3 separate regions of the Homo sapiens genome follow, and regions 2 and 3 are each linked to region 1. A link is a contact called in ENCODE Hi-C or POLR2A ChIA-PET data. All regions are on one chromosome and are shown on one strand. The core of a region is the stretch at or near the end of the contact, and the rest is flanking DNA. Distances in the headings are between cores, read along the strand shown.

The links. Hi-C counts contacts between places; a loop is a spot of excess contacts on that map. ChIA-PET counts read pairs that join two places held with the same protein, here RNA polymerase II (POLR2A). Pooled maps may share reads with other maps.
Region 2: a pooled map shows a loop between it and region 1 (5-fold over the local background). The contact joins the enhancer-like site here to the promoter of AVL9 in region 1. A Hi-C loop is called at or near these places in 10 of 37 single-sample maps with no recorded cell type and 6 of 50 pooled maps. POLR2A ChIA-PET finds 5 or more read pairs at or near these places in 2 of 52 experiments (A549 and SK-N-SH).
Region 3: a map with no recorded cell type shows a loop between it and region 1 (4-fold over the local background). The contact joins the enhancer-like site here to the promoter of AVL9 in region 1. A Hi-C loop is called at or near these places in 8 of 168 maps with a recorded cell type or tissue (CD4-positive, alpha-beta memory T cell, CD8-positive, alpha-beta T cell, Calu3 and 4 more), 10 of 37 single-sample maps with no recorded cell type and 13 of 50 pooled maps. POLR2A ChIA-PET finds 5 or more read pairs at or near these places in 7 of 52 experiments (CD4-positive, alpha-beta T cell, GM12878, PC-3 and 4 more).

Annotation. Positions count from the first base shown.
Region 1 is chr7:32,493,271-32,498,258 of GRCh38, forward strand. AVL9 (AVL9 cell migration associated) reads left to right here and starts at 2,219. Exons shown (of 16, transcript NM_015060.3): 1 at 2,219-2,532. The coding sequence starts at 2,440. It also overlaps a transcript of LSM5 not described here. RefSeq lists enhancers at 1,733-1,942, 2,016-2,814, 2,815-3,613 and a silencer at 2,033-2,682.
Region 2 is chr7:31,880,885-31,885,872 of GRCh38, forward strand. The region is part of intron 2 of PDE1C (phosphodiesterase 1C); the gene reads right to left. Among named protein-coding and RNA genes, the nearest start is that of PDE1C, 190 kb to the right of the region's middle. Within about 2 kb of position 3,052, at least 10 of the 41 ENCODE cell types and tissues checked have a DNase peak (open chromatin) inside an H3K27ac peak, as active enhancers do.
Region 3 is chr7:33,031,793-33,036,780 of GRCh38, forward strand. All of the region lies in intron 1 of NT5C3A (5'-nucleotidase, cytosolic IIIA), which reads right to left. It also overlaps the pseudogene RPS29P14. Among named protein-coding and RNA genes, the nearest start is that of NT5C3A, 28 kb to the right of the region's middle. Within about 2 kb of position 2,924, at least 3 of the 41 ENCODE cell types and tissues checked have a DNase peak (open chromatin) inside an H3K27ac peak, as active enhancers do; they include PC-3, where a contact is called at or near this core.

The DNA.
Region 1 (4,988 bases), core at 969-3,468:
TCTGGCTATTTATTTTTTATTATTTTTTGTAGAGATGAGGTCTCATTACATTGCTCAGGTTGGTCTCGAACTCTTGGACTCAAGTGATCTACCCACCCTGGCCTCCCAAAGTGCTGAGATTACAGGTGTGAGCCGCCATGCCCCACCTATATTCTAAATTCTTAAGTGGTCCAGTCTGTGTATTTAGAGATGAAAAAAATCCTGGAAATTCCCTTGTTCACTTTCTGTCTCAATTTTCCCAGTAACTAACTTTTTCTTTCTCTCTCTCTCCCTTTCTTTATTTTTTTGAGATGGAGTCTCATTCTGTCATCTGGGCTGGAGAGCAGTGCAGTGACACCATCTCAGATCACTGCAACCTCCACCTCCCGGGTTAGGGTGATTCTCTTGCCTCAGCCTCCCTAGTAGCTGGGATTACACACACCACCATGCCTGGCTAATTTTTGCATTTTTAGCAGAGATGGGGTTTCACCATGTTGCCCAGGCTGGTCTCCAACTTTTGGCCTCAAGTGATCTGCCCGCATCGGCCTCCCAAAGTGCTGGGATTACCAGCATGAGCCACCACGCCTGACCCTCTTTTTATATATATCTTTTTTTTTTTTAGAGGAAATCTCGCTCTTGTCCCCCAGGCTGAAGTGCGATGGTGCAATCTTGGCTCACTGCAACCTCCACCTCCCGGATTCAAGCAATTCTCCTGTCTCAGCCGTCCGAGTAGCTGGGATTACAGGTCTAATTTTTGTATTTTGTACTAGAGAGGGGGTTTTACCATGTTGGCCAGGCTGGTCTAGAACTCCTGACCTCAGGTGATCTGCCTGCCTTGGCCTCCCAAAGTGCTGGGATTACAGGCGTGAGCCACCACACCCGGCCCTTATATACATCTTTAAAAGGTGTTCAATTAGACAGTAATTTTAGCCATGCCAATTGTGGAAAATATCAAGACAGGTTATATCAAGAAAATATTAATAGTTAACACATCACACAGCTGACAGCTCAAAACAGTTAATATATTAAGAAAACAGTTAATATATTCTGCATACAGGGAGCAATATAGTTTTACACAGTTTTCTTAGCCAATGCCAATAATTTTGTAATACAGAAAAGAAATGTATAGCAGCATCTTGAAAAATGTCTGCAGTATTAGCATTAAAACAGTTCTACTGAATCACAGAAACTAAATTTGATTTAGGAAGCCTACTGTTTTTCTCAGCTATGGTTAGATTAGAACAGAGCTCCTTACTTTTCAAGACCAGAAGTGCAAAATATCACAGTTACTGTAGTAATCTCGAATTCTATTTGAAGCAGACACCTATCCTTTAGGTTATTTGAAAACTGTCCTAGATAAGACTTGTTAAATCTTTTCTATAATGCACTTTAAATTGACATGAGATTCACTGCTTAAAAAAGAATTGTAGTACAATCAGTAAAGGAATTAAAAAACCCTGGTGACAACAGAGCCCATATATTTTGTATTGACCAGAGTACTACACCCAAAATGAGATGGAATGAAAAGAATATTCTTATAAAATCGCAGGACTAGAATAATCATTTTACACGTATCCAAGTAAACTTCCTTTGTTGTCAAGGATATTCTGTTTCAGGTTTTAAATGCGTCTCAGATTCCTACACATAATATTTAAACGAAGAAAAAAAAACTCTAGAAAGAAACAAACAAGAATTCTCGAGTAAGCAAGTAATTTAAAGGCTGAATACACAGATACGCAACCTCACCAGTATGCTCCATGTTACTACATATTTAAGAATAAGGACGGGGGCCACAGAGGCAAAGGCAAGGAGGTGAAGGAATCGGACACTCGGAGAGTGAACCGAAAAGATGTGAAAAAGCAAGGAAAACAGAAGAGAAGAGGGAAGTGGGAAAACTTTGAGGAAAAAGAGAAGGCAAAAGAGAAGGAAGTGCTTTGAGATTGAATCCAGGGAGGAAAAAGCAGGTGTGCCACGCCGCACCTCCAGGTCCCGCGGACACCACAGGCTCTGCAAGCCCAGCCGCCCGGGTCACGTAAGCCCCACCCCGCCGCTCCTCGTCAAGTCCCACCCGGACCCGCCCTCCCCCCGCTCCTCCCCCCGCTCCTCCCCGCCCCACAGAGTCGATCTCTCCTCTCCTAGACCCACCCCGCTCCCCCAGGCTCCACCTCGGCCTCTCAGACCCCGCCCCGTCAGGGCCCTCCCGGCCTTGCCCAGCCCTGCCTCGCCGGCGGCGGCCGCCGTGTCAGGTGACAGCCCGGAAGCTGCGGAAGCGGATGAGGGAAGGGCGGCCGTGGCCCTGGGGGCGGCGGGAGCTGCTTTGCCTCCACCGATCTCCCTGTGCGGCCCTCATGTGCTGTGCTCGCTGACACCCGAAGTCCGCGGCTTTCCGCACACGGTGGGGTCGTCAGACCCGCTGCCCTTGGCGGTCGAAGTCGTCGTGCGGGCCCGCGGCGGCCGCCCATGGAGAAGGCCAGGAGAGGCGGGGATGGCGTCCCCCGGGGGCCCGTACTGCACATCGTGGTGGTCGGATTTCACCACAAGAAGGGCTGCCAGGTGAGGAAAGGGCCCGCCCCCGCCCCCAGCCGTTCGGGCGTTCGCCCCTTCCGGGGCCCCCCTGCCCTGCTTCTGTGTGCTCAGCTCGCGTCGTGCAGTCCTCCCCACAGCGCCTGCGACCCTTCGCCTCTCAACCTGACTCCTTTTGCAGCTCCTCCCACCCGCCCCACATGAAGCCCAGCCCCCACAACCTCTTCCTTCTGCCCCTGAAAAATGGTTGAGCAGCGGAGGAGCTGGTTGATACGTGTAGGTTGTAGGTTTTTAACTTCTGCTTTGGTGGAGTGGGAGGAAAGCATCGAAGACCGGCCCCACTCTCTTCCCCGTCCATCATTGTCTCCACTGGCTTTCTGGGTGTCCACCTATAATGGGAGTCTAGAAAAATTCAGTGCTTGGACTCTGCTTTCAAGGTAATAGGCTCAGTGGGCTTGCATACTAATGCTTCAGGTAGCTTGCAGCACATGCAGCCTCCGTAGAAAAATCAGCTTCCTTTGTTTATCTGATGGAAGCCTTGGAATCTCTCCTGTTAGGTACGGTTGTCGATTGACTTTGCCTCCCCCTTCCCATTGGTCCTTAGTTTTGCTATTTCATCTTCTCCAGATTTTGCCTTTTGGTGAGAGATTAATCTCTCCATATCAACCGCAATAAGAGAAAGTGTATTACCAAACCGTTCAAATATAAAGGCGTTTTTCAGCAGCCTCACTGAATCATTAATGCAGCATCTGAAATGGAATATTTGCAATCTATGTATTGAAGGCAAGAGAACAAAATAGAAACAGGATTATTTAATGAGCAAGCAAACACTGGAAGGGAATGATGTCATAATGTGCTAGTGAACAGTAAATTGAAATGCTTTTTTGAAGTATTAAAAATAGTAATTGCCACCACTAGCTAATGAAGCATTTAGTTTCTTGCATTCCACAGGAAATGTAACATTTTAGAAGACTTATTGGCAAAAATTAAGTTCTCTAGGGAATAAGAGAAAAGTGATGGGAGTGAAAAAATCGTGTTTGTGCGTAATTTTGAAATATATCCTCACACCTGGAATGCCAGCACTTTTAGAGACTGATATGAAAGGCTCACTTGAGCCCAGGAGTTTGAGACCAGCTTAGATAACAAAGGGAAACACTGTCTCCACAAAAAAATTAAAAAATTAGTTGCATGTGATAGCGCACTTGTAGTCCCAGCTACTCGGTAGGCTAAGGTGGGAACATCGCTTGAGCCCAGGAGGCTGAGGCTACAGTGACCCTTGATCCCACCACTGCACTCCAGCCTGGGTGAGAGAGCAAGACCCTGTCTCAATCCCAGCACTTTGGGAGGCCGAGGCGGGTGGATCACCTGAGGTGAGGAGTTCGAAACCAGCCTGGACAACACGGTGAAACCCCGCCTCTACTAAAAATACAAAATTAGCTGCGCGTGGTGGCACATGCCTGTGATCCCAGCTACTTGGGAGGCTGAGGCACGAGAATTGCTTGAAGCCGGGAGGCAGAGGTTGCTGTGAGCCGAGATCACGCCATTGCACTCCAGCCTGGGCAACAAGAGCGAAAAAAAAAGTTTTGGAAAGTGTGTGTTACATGCATAAGTCTTAGAATGACTGGTCTAGAATCTGTTCTTTATAACCTGTACATCAGGTGTTTTCAGAGGCTTTAATTAAAGTATGTAAGATTTGCCCCAGGATAGATTAATCAGCTACCTAATTCTCCACTTTAACTATTTTACTTCCAGGTGTAAATTAAAGGTGCATGGCTCATTGAGTTGTGACTCTGACTTAACACGGTTTTAACTTGTGTGAGGGTACTTAGACTGCTCTTCCAAGTATTCAAAATTGCCGTGGGTCATGTTGACCATTAGTTCTTTTTTTTTTTTTTTTTCTTCAGATGGAATCTCACTCTCTCACCCAGGCTGGAGTGCAGTGGAGCTCGGCTCACTACAAGCTCTGCCTCCTGGGTTCACACCATTCTCCTGCCTCAGCCTCCCGAGTAGCTGGGACTACAGGCGCCCGCCACCGCGCCCGGCTAATTTTTTGTATTTTTAGTAGAGACGGGGTTTCACAATGTTAGCCAGGATGGTCTCGATCTCCTTACCTCGTGATCCGCCCGCCTCGGCCTCCCAAAGTGCTGGGATTACAGGCGTGAGCCACCACGCCCAGTCATGACCATTAGTTCTAAATGTGCGCTGAGATTGTGCATAGGGAAGATTCCTATACTTGGTCGTAATTTGTAACTTTTAAATAGAAGTGACTGAAGTAAAACCTTTGTTTTAAAAGTGATGCCTTTCAGCAGTCCGCTTGGTTAAGCATGATAACTTTGTCATTTGACATGGACCTCAAAGTAAAAGCCATCTTCTAATACTGCTGTGTTGAAGACCCAAAACTAGGCTTGTGGAAAATGTTAGTTCATTTTGTTTCTAGCACTTTTTCCACCTTTGAAGTCCTCAGATTTTTTTTTTTTTTTTTTTTT
Region 2 (4,988 bases), core at 1,802-4,301, 610 kb before region 1:
TCATTAGAATAGAGGAAACAAAGAATAATCCTACAACTATGGTGATACATTTTACAGTCATCGAATATTCTCACTTATTCTGATACATCTGAAAGGAAAATAATTATGGGACCAAAGGAGCAGGTAATAAAATAAATGTATACATTTTTGCCATTGTGAAGTAAGAAGAAAAAATTTCTCTCCAACCAGGCACTGACCATACTTTCTAGCTAGCTTTTATCTTTATGAATCCTAAATTATCAATGATTTTGCTTTTTCTCAAATTTTCATCTTTTTTGTTCTATGTGGATGTAGTAAAGCCTGACCAGCAGCAAAATCACCAAATACCTCTTGAGATTCTGCTCTGTTGAAGGCACTTGGTCCAGCAGTGGCCCCAGATAATGGCAGCCCCATGACCCAGGCATGTCCCAAGACAGATGAAAACATATAAACCACTGAGAACCACAAGAGGGCTACAGAAGGAATAGATGAAAGTAAATTGTTTTACTGGACAGAAAAAATCACTCTGAGAGGAGATAAATACCCTAGTTAAAAAAGAAAAGAAAATATGAGGATTGATTTTAAACCGAGGAATTCCAGACTATACAAGAGAAGCAATAAAACATGTTTTTTCTGTTATTTATATGAACATTATCTGCACAGAGGACTTAGTATTCATGAGAACAATAAAATGACTACAGATGATCAACATGCGGTAACTGAGAATACTGTAAATACCACAGAGATTTGGAGATTGGGCAACTCTTCAGGCTGTTTGATAACCAGCAATGAAAAGAGTAGAGACTTTGAAGACGAACTGGGGTTTGAAGCTCACTTCATAACTTATTAGCTGTGCAACCCTAGGTAAGTTATGTAACATCTTTGAGTGTTATCTTAATGAAGAGCAAAGTATGAAATTTCTAAAGTTGACCTAAAGATTAAATGAAATTGATATAGAGTATGTGACTCGGTTGTTCTTTGAAAAGGCAATCGTTATAGCTATTGTCATTATTCAATGACTTTGATCACCACAGATAACCAAATGAGAAAAATTCTAGCAAGATATTTAAAATGATTGTCAAATCTCCACTTCCCGTTGGTATACGCAATCTGTTCTCACCTTCCTGACATCAAAATATCCTCAAATAGGTTGCCTTCATGGCAAGGTATAGACTACTCCCTTCCTGATTTGCATGAAAATGACCCACAATAAAGAATGAGAAAAAATCTTGGATCAACCTTAAAAAGTAAGCAAGAGGGTCAACCATAAAATAATTTCCAGGAGTTTCAATGATATAAAATACAAATAACATTAGATTCAGGTAGTATCTACCTGAATTACGAATCTGCAATATATCAAACGGAAATATGCAAAGGAAATCAGCAGAGGCCCCTGCAGGCTTGGAGGTGAAGGTCAGCCTTGGCAATGCCATTAGCAGCACTGGGAAGAGTTCTGAATTTCAGAGGCAGCACGAGACAGGGAGTTGGCAGGGAAGGGCATGCCAGTCACTCACACAGAAGGATAGCCAGCCTGCCAAAGAATGGGGAGACAGCAGCAGGGAGCTCTGACTGCTGCTCCAAATAAGGATTGGAAGCTCTTTAGCAAAACACATTCCTGGCTAAGTCTGCCTCCAGTTCTGATTCTCACCTCAAGGTGCCCAGCTATCCCCTAGGCTGTTTGGACTCCCAAACGAAAAAATGAGAGTAAAATTAAACTTTTCAAAGTTTAGTCTCAAAAATGAAAGTAAAATTAGACTTTTTAAAGTTTACTCTCAAACATAAGAGTAAAATTAAACTTCTTAAAAATGCCTCTCTCCATTTGGGGCTTACAGGTTCTATCAGGAACTGACATGTAACTCTAGTAGAATCCATCTCAATTCTAGAACCTAAGAGGAAATGACAAAAACCAAGAAAATGATGAGAAAAATTATAAGAGTAATAGAAGTAAAAGCCAGAAGATCCTATCTACCTATAATAGAACTTCCCTAGGAAATAAACAACAGAAGCAGCTTTAATTGAATAAGTTTTCCTAGGCTAAAGTAAAACCTGTATAAGCAGATGAAAAGGGATCAAATACAATTTTTTAAAAGTAAATGAAAACATCAAATGTATGCTACTGTAATTTTTGATTTCAAAGAATAAAGAAACAAACTTGAAAATCTTTGAGAAAATGAAATATAATACTTACAAAGTAACAAAAAATTGTCCTGGCCATCTACTTCTATCATGTCAAACATCAAAAAGCAATTTAATAACAGTACCAATTTTTGAGAATAATATGGGAAACTTCAAGACATTTATATCTACATCTACAGAGTTACCAAGTACATAAGAAGCCAATAAATACATTCTCAGGTGTCAACAACTTCAAAATTTATCATTCATATCCTTTCCAGAAAACAAAACAAAAACAAAAACTTTAAGCACAGTGGTCTTCCAAGGGAGTGAATTCGTGAGTCTCCAGTTAAATGGATTGTTGATTCATGACCTAGATTTAACTAACTCAAACTGTACCAAATGGACAAGTAATTTAAAAAGATTCTGGAAAGAAGAGACAGATAAAATAAAATGCTGATAATACAAGGACAACTAAACATGAAAATGAGCTGACACGTCTCCTTTTACTAGGACAATCTCCTATTTCTCATACAAACACTTCCTCTCCCACTTTTACAAACTAAAAGCTAATTCTCATCAGTTGAAAAATAATTGGAATTATTAAGGACATTATATGGACTATGGATGTATAGCCACTAATTTTTAACAATTCCCACTCCTGGGAAAGCACAGTATTGAGAGAATCAAGTCATGAAGGGGCCTCATATCACCTTGTGATCAGGGGGCTGGGACCCCAGGGCCAGAAGAGGAGTGGGGCCTTCAGGGAAAGCTTCACTTAGAATCTCACTCAGCTGTTCCAATGAGTAGCACTGAAATCGGCTCCATCAGGGAGACCCAGGCTTTGTGCCACAATTAGCAGAAAATCAGCCATTCAGAGGCTTCTCCCTGATGTAGTCACCAGTGGTGCCAGGCAGACATTAGGCAGTCACATTTATGCATTCAGTGTGAAGTTCTGACCCAACAGGAAGCTGTAAATAGAAAGCAAAACCCTAGCCAAGTGGTTTCAACAGATCCAGAGAGGAAATGACACAGAAATAATGCACCTTTTGGATGCGTGGGAGGCACTAGAAATTTATATGTAACCCTGTCTTTCCAGCTTATGAGATGAGCAGAAGATTCAATCAACTTCCTGGCAGACAGTGAGGGAACCTAGAACAACCCGTCACTCTGTTTATGGAAGAACACCCAGCTGACATTCACCTTTCTTTACTCAAGGATGATGAAACAGAAAAAAAATTCATGAAGAGATGCAGCAATAAAGACAGAAGAAAATACAGCATTCAAAATGTGAAAGGATTCACTTTTGAAAAAAAAAATCACTAATGGAAACAGAAGTGAATTTTAGGGAGCATCTGCTGTGTGTTCAATACAATTCAAAAAAAACCCATAGATCTCTGAAACAAAGGTAAAAGCCCAAATCAACACAATAAGAAGTTTCTTTAAAAAGAAAAAAACATGACAATAGAAAGACTACAAGAACTTATTGTTAAAAAGAGTTAAGTGGTGACCAGCTTTGTATATACCCATCTCCTGTTTGGGTGTCACCCATGTCAGATACAAGCTGCAGCTGCCAACTTTCTGCTTTATGTAGCTGCCACACAAAGCCTAGTGATTCCAGATGCCCCTTTCAAATTCTGTTGAGCTTTAGCATAGTGTTCAGGTGCTTATGCTCCATAGGCCCCTCAGCCCACCTTTCTCTAGCTCTTTATCCATTCCATTTGGAATATCCAGCCCTGCCCTGCCATATCCTACCTACCTCTTGGTGAAATGGCTATTCTTTGGGCAAAAGAGTTTCAAATTAGCTCTTTTATCATTGGCCAATTTAAGTTCATGAGAATAAGGACCCCTCTCTATTTGTCATTATAGTGAAGGTATTCCTTAGATCTTAATCTATCTTAAGAAGGGTTGTCTGAAAATTAGCCAGGATCTTTCATACCCATGTCATAAAGTATTTTTGTTCAACTGGAAAAGACTAGCTGAGGCCAGAGGGCTCAACTGCTCTTCTTTGTTTTCCTAGTAAAGTTGTCTAGATGCTTTTCATGTGAATCCATTCCATCTAAAAGGCAAATGTCCTCAGAGGCCAGGTCCCATGGTATGCTGCAGCCTATATTTTGGGAAAGATGGAGATCTGGTGTTTTAATACTACCCAGGGGAATTTTTGGTCTGGACACCTAAGGGGAATTTATTTCATGAGCATTTGAAATAAATTTACAAGGAAGGAAGATAAAGAAGTAGGAAAATATACAAATAATAATAATATTAATAAGATTTCTCTTCTGAGAGAATGAATGTTCATAGTTTCCAGCACTCCATCCATTTCTGTCACTGCAGCTGCCAGATAATAGTTCCAGTATAGAAGTGCAACACCATTTTAGGAAGTGCTTATGCCTTCCAACTTTGGCAAGATGCCTTTCAGTTAAGACAGTGTGCAATTTCATTGTGGATGAGCCATTGCATCTTTTCATGACTCTTGCATTTCTTGGCGTAAACTGTTTGCTTTCTGTATGCTTCTTACCTGCAAGGCATATGATGAGATACTGAATCTCTTCAGTTCCCTGTGCCCTCAGATCCAGAGCGAGCCCTGGATGCTGACTTCCCCTGACCCCACACCAATCAACATGTGGGATGCACAAAGGTGTTGGAAGAGGGGAACTATGTGAGGAAAGGCCAGAGCACTGTATTTTGTAATTTAAAAGGATGTTAGGGAGGAGAGATATTTCTTTTTTTTCCACAAAGATAATTCCTAGGACCAATGGAGTGAGCTTCATTAAAAAGCAACTTATTGGTTCAACTTTATAATTTAGAAAACTGCCTTATACTGGACTAGGCATTATTCCCCACCCCAGTGAGGTCGCAGAAAGCCCTATAACCCTATGCCTTGAAAACATATA
Region 3 (4,988 bases), core at 1,674-4,173, 540 kb after region 1:
TGTTCATCTATATGAGTTTCATTTATTTATTATTTTTAAAATTTATTTTTGGCCGGGCACGGTGGCTGACGCCTGGAATCCCAGCACTTAGGGAGGCCAAGGCCAGTGGATCACCTAAGGTCAGGAGTTCAAGACCAGCCTGGCCAACATAGTGAAACCCTGTCTCTATTAAAAATACAAAAATTAGCTGGGCATGGTAGCACATGCCTGTAATCCCAGCTACTCTGGAGGGTGAGACAGGAGAATCGCTTGAACCCGGGAGGCAGAGGTTGCAGTGAGCCGAGATGGCACCACTACACTCTAGCCCAAGTGACAGAGCGAGACTCTGTCTCAAAAACAAACAAAAAAAGGCCAGGCACAGTGGCTCATGCCTCTAATACCAGCACTTTGGGAGGCCAAGGCAGGCAGATCACCAGAGGTCGGGAGTTCGAGATCAGCCTGGGTAACATGGTGAAACCCCATCTCTACTAAATATACAAAATTAGCTGGGCATGGTGGCATACACCTGTAACCCTGTTACTTGGGAGGCTGAGGCAAGAGAATTGCTTGAACCCAGGAGGCGGAGGTTGCAGTGAGCCAGGATTTCGCCACTGCACTCCAAGCCTGGGTGACAGAGTGAGACTCGGTCTCCAAAAAAAAAAAAAAAAAAATTTACTTTTATGTTTTTTTATTTTTATTTTTTGAGGCAGGGTCTTGCTCTGTCACCCAGGCTGGAGGGCAGTGGCGTGATCTTGGCTCACTGCAACTTTCCCTCCTGGGCTCAGGTGATCCCCCCACCTCAGACTCTCAAGTAACTGGGACTACAGGGGCTCACCACCACCCTCGGCTAATTTTTGCATTTTTTTGTAGAAACAGGGTTTTGTAGTGTTGCCCAGGCTGGTCTTGAACTCCTGGACTCAAGCAATCTGCCTGCCTCAGCATCCCAAAGTGTTGGGATTACAGGCATCAGCCACTGCACCTGACCTATTTTAAAATTTTTGAGACAAGGTCTCACTCTGTCACCCAGGATGGAGTGCAGTAGCGTGATCACAGCTCACTGCAGACTTGACCTCCTGGGCTCAATAGATCCTCCCACCTTAGCCTCCAGAGTAGCTGGGACTACAGCCATCTGCCACTATGCCCAGGTATTTTTTTAATTTTTGTAGAGACGGGTCTCACTATGTTGCCCAGGCTGGTCTCAAACTCCTGAGCTCAAGCGATCCTCTTGCCTTGGCCTCCCAAAATGCTGGGATTACAGGCATGAGCCACAGTGCCCAGCCTCAGTGAATTTTAAATCACCTTAGTATTATCCTACATTTTTCTGGAAATAGCCCACATAAAAATTAGTTTGAATCACTTAAGAAATTCCAGTCAGATGTTCTCAGAGAAATATTCTTTCTTGGTTTTCCATTGTTTATATTTGGTAGCAACAAAAGACTTCATTACTGCAGTGGTACAAAGAAGTAGGCACTAGAGTTTTTATCCAGCTACACAGAAAGTATAGATTTAAAGCCACCTATTCAAACTGGTACATTTACCCCCACACATAGATGATTCTCAGATTTATTTGGAAGATTATGCACTACTAAATTTTAGTAATAGCGATTTCCCTTGCTTATTACATATTTGGTCTGTTTCTACATTAAGATAGTGTAGGCCAAATTCTTTCATTCCTTCACCACATATTAAGTATAAGACAGTGTGTGAAGCCGCTCTGTAAGAGATATATAAAATATAAATCTTACACTCAAGGTGCATATTCTCTAATGTGGATTAAAAAATAGAAACCCAAATAATTAATACATTGCCAAGATGTCCAGATAAAATGTAAAAGGAATAGAAGAAACAAAGATTTCTTCTTCTGGGGTCAAAGGAGGAAGAGCCAACAGAGGTAGGCTCTGGAAGAGAAACAGGATTTAGATATGCTGAGATTAGGGAGGAATCAAAGTGCAGGGTCTAATATGGGAAAAAGAGAAATAGCTCTGTTTGTATAGAACTTGAGTGTACACAGAGAAGTGTGCATGTAAAAAGTCTGGACAGAGAGATCTGAATCCTGTTCATGAGAAGTAAAGAATAACATGCTATAAAGTTGTCAATATAAAAGACATATATATATATATATAATTTTTTTTTTTTTTGAGAGGGAGTCTCGCATTGTCGCCCAGATTGGAGTGCAGTGGCGCCTCTCAGCTCACTGCAAGCTCCGCCTCCTGGGTTCATGCCATTCTCCTGCCTCAGCCTCCCGAGTAGCTGGGACTACAGGTGCCCGCCACCACGCCTGGATAATTTTTTTGTATTTTTAGTAGGGACGGGGTTTCACCATGTTAGCCAGGATGGTCTCGATCTCCTGACCTCATGATCTGCCCACCTCGGCCTCTCAAAGTGCTGGGATTACAGGCGTGAGCCACCGCGCCCGGCCAGACCTATCAATATTTTTAGGAAAGCAAACCCAAGGTAAAAATTGTGTAAATTAATGCAATAATAGTTAAAAAAAATCTTTTGGCTTGTTTTCCTTCAACAGTCTGAATAACTGTGGAGTGAATACACTGCTACTTGCCTCCACAAACACCTTCTAGAGGGCTCTAGGACCCAAGTAACAACATTATACAAAGAGGATTAACATTGTTTATATGTCAGGGAATTCCTATACTGCTTGTGTTCACGTAAGTTAAAAAAAAAGTCAACCCAAACAAGAAAATAAGTTTTAGACTGGTTTAATTCTATGTATCAAAGAGATATGCTCAATTCCAATGAATCAAGTGCCAATCCTTCAATGGATAGAAAGAGCTGTTATTAGGTTGAACCATATAAAACTGGCAATACTGGACTATATTTGACATATAAAAACAATTTCATACGCTTCAACCTAAGAGCAATAACTAAACTGACGATGACTTAATCACCATTTTGAGTCAACTTTCACCTTTGATCCTACACTGGTTGGGGGAAAGATGAACAAGAGATTTATTAAGCGTGACAAAATGCTGTGTCACGCTCTAGTTTATAGGCCAGAAAAAAGCTAGAGAGAAAGAGAAAGCTGAAAAAATAAATGGAACAGAAGAGGAGGCACAACAATAATAAGAACACAAAGAGAAAACAAGAGATCATGAGGCAGTTGTTCTCTTTAAAAGAAAGGATTATTTTTAATTGTTGTTTTTAAGATTTTATCACTGTGAATATGGAGAACAGATGTAATTTCTTTCCACACATGCAAATAAATATGCCAGTTACACAGTTAAAACACTCACTAACGTAATAGAGTAGATCAATATTTAATGAATGCTTAATCTGGGGTTACTAGGAACTTGACGTTTTCACTGAGTATGAATAATAACACATAGTTGGCGGTTTCACACCCATTTCTTAAAGGTAAGATTACTGCTCTCATTCAGGGCTATAGAAGCTAATAAGGAATGAGTTTTTTTTTTTTTTTTTTTTTTGAGACGGAATCTCGCTCTGTCGCCCAGGCTGGAGTGCAGTGGCGCAATCTTGGCTCACTGCAACCTTCGCCTCCTGGGTTCAAGCCATCCTCCTGCCTCAGCCTCCAGAGCAGCTGGGACTACAGGAGCTTGTTACCATGCCCGGCTAATTTTTTGTATTTTTAGTAGAGATGGGGTTTCACTGTATTAGCCAGGATGGTCTCGATCTCCTGACCTGGTGATCCGCCCGCCTCGGCCTCCCAAAGTGCTGGGATTACAGGCACCCGGCCGGAATGAGTTAAGATACGAAGCCAGTTCTGACTCCAAAGCCTGTACATTTCCTATCTCATCCTAGTATATATAATGCAACTCTATTGTCATGCAAGTAAGTATTTTAAAAATTTCTGAATGCTTGTCATTTAAATTTGGAAACCTACAATAATGTATTTCACACTGTACGATTTAAGTGTGTTATTGCTGAGCAAAGAAAATTTAGCGTAAAAAGGAATGGGGAAACATTTTATATTCTGAGAAGCACGACAATGTGCATTAGATTTCAAGCAAAAACATTTTAAAGATAATTTGAAATTCAATTCAATAAGTATTTGAGGTTTATTTTGTGATGCACTGTGAAGAAAGAGTTGTATAAAATTTCAGTCCCATAATTATCTGGTTAGAGACAGAGGTAAAAGTGGTGAAGATTTACCATTAATAAATGGAACTGGAAATAGGCAAATACCCACCATTTTCACATGTACGGCAGACTCTTGATTAGTCATTTCTTGGTTATCCAATCTTCTGGATTTTCCCAGGTGATGTCACAGCAAAAGAGAAAAAAAAAAGTACACGTGACATACATAAATTTCAGGTTCTTCCTGTTATGCCAATAATATATTAAGGTGGAATTTTTGGTATGACTTATTTATTTTGTTTTTTAAAAATGTTTATTTTATGTACAAAGAACTAACATGGTTTCTTTCATTGGGTGGATGCCTTGGATAATCCATTCAAGGAAGATCACTTAGTCCAACTCAATGAAACCTATGTCCTTTGCATACTGATGGAAACACCGGCGGCACATATTGAGGCCGTGTTTCCAGATCAGACTATGCTGGTTTGGGCAGATGTGACAAGAGTGAGAACCCTGGCCCAGCTTCCGTGGGTGGCTCCAGTAGGGCTGCTGGTGACCCATCTTGCTTTCGGGAGTGCAATGAGGCAAAAGGCTTTGCTATGATTTAACATAGCCTATATTTGACACATAAAGCATCTTTTTTTTTTTTCTAAGAAGCTCAGCAAGGGTTTTACTCTATCCAGCATAGTTTTAGATTAACCATTTTGTATGGAGAATCTGAAGCTCTCCTGTAAGAACTTATATGGTATTAAGAAAATTGAATAAACAGTGAAAATGAAGTACATATTTGCAAAGAGCACTTTATTGCAAGAATATTTTATCAACACTTTCTCTACATGTAAGGATGAAGTTTGTGGGAAAATTATGCATTGCTACTACCGAATCAATATAGGAATATACAGACAGAACAAAGTAAGGGAAGACATAACACAAAAGTCCATTTTTTCCTTCAATTTTCT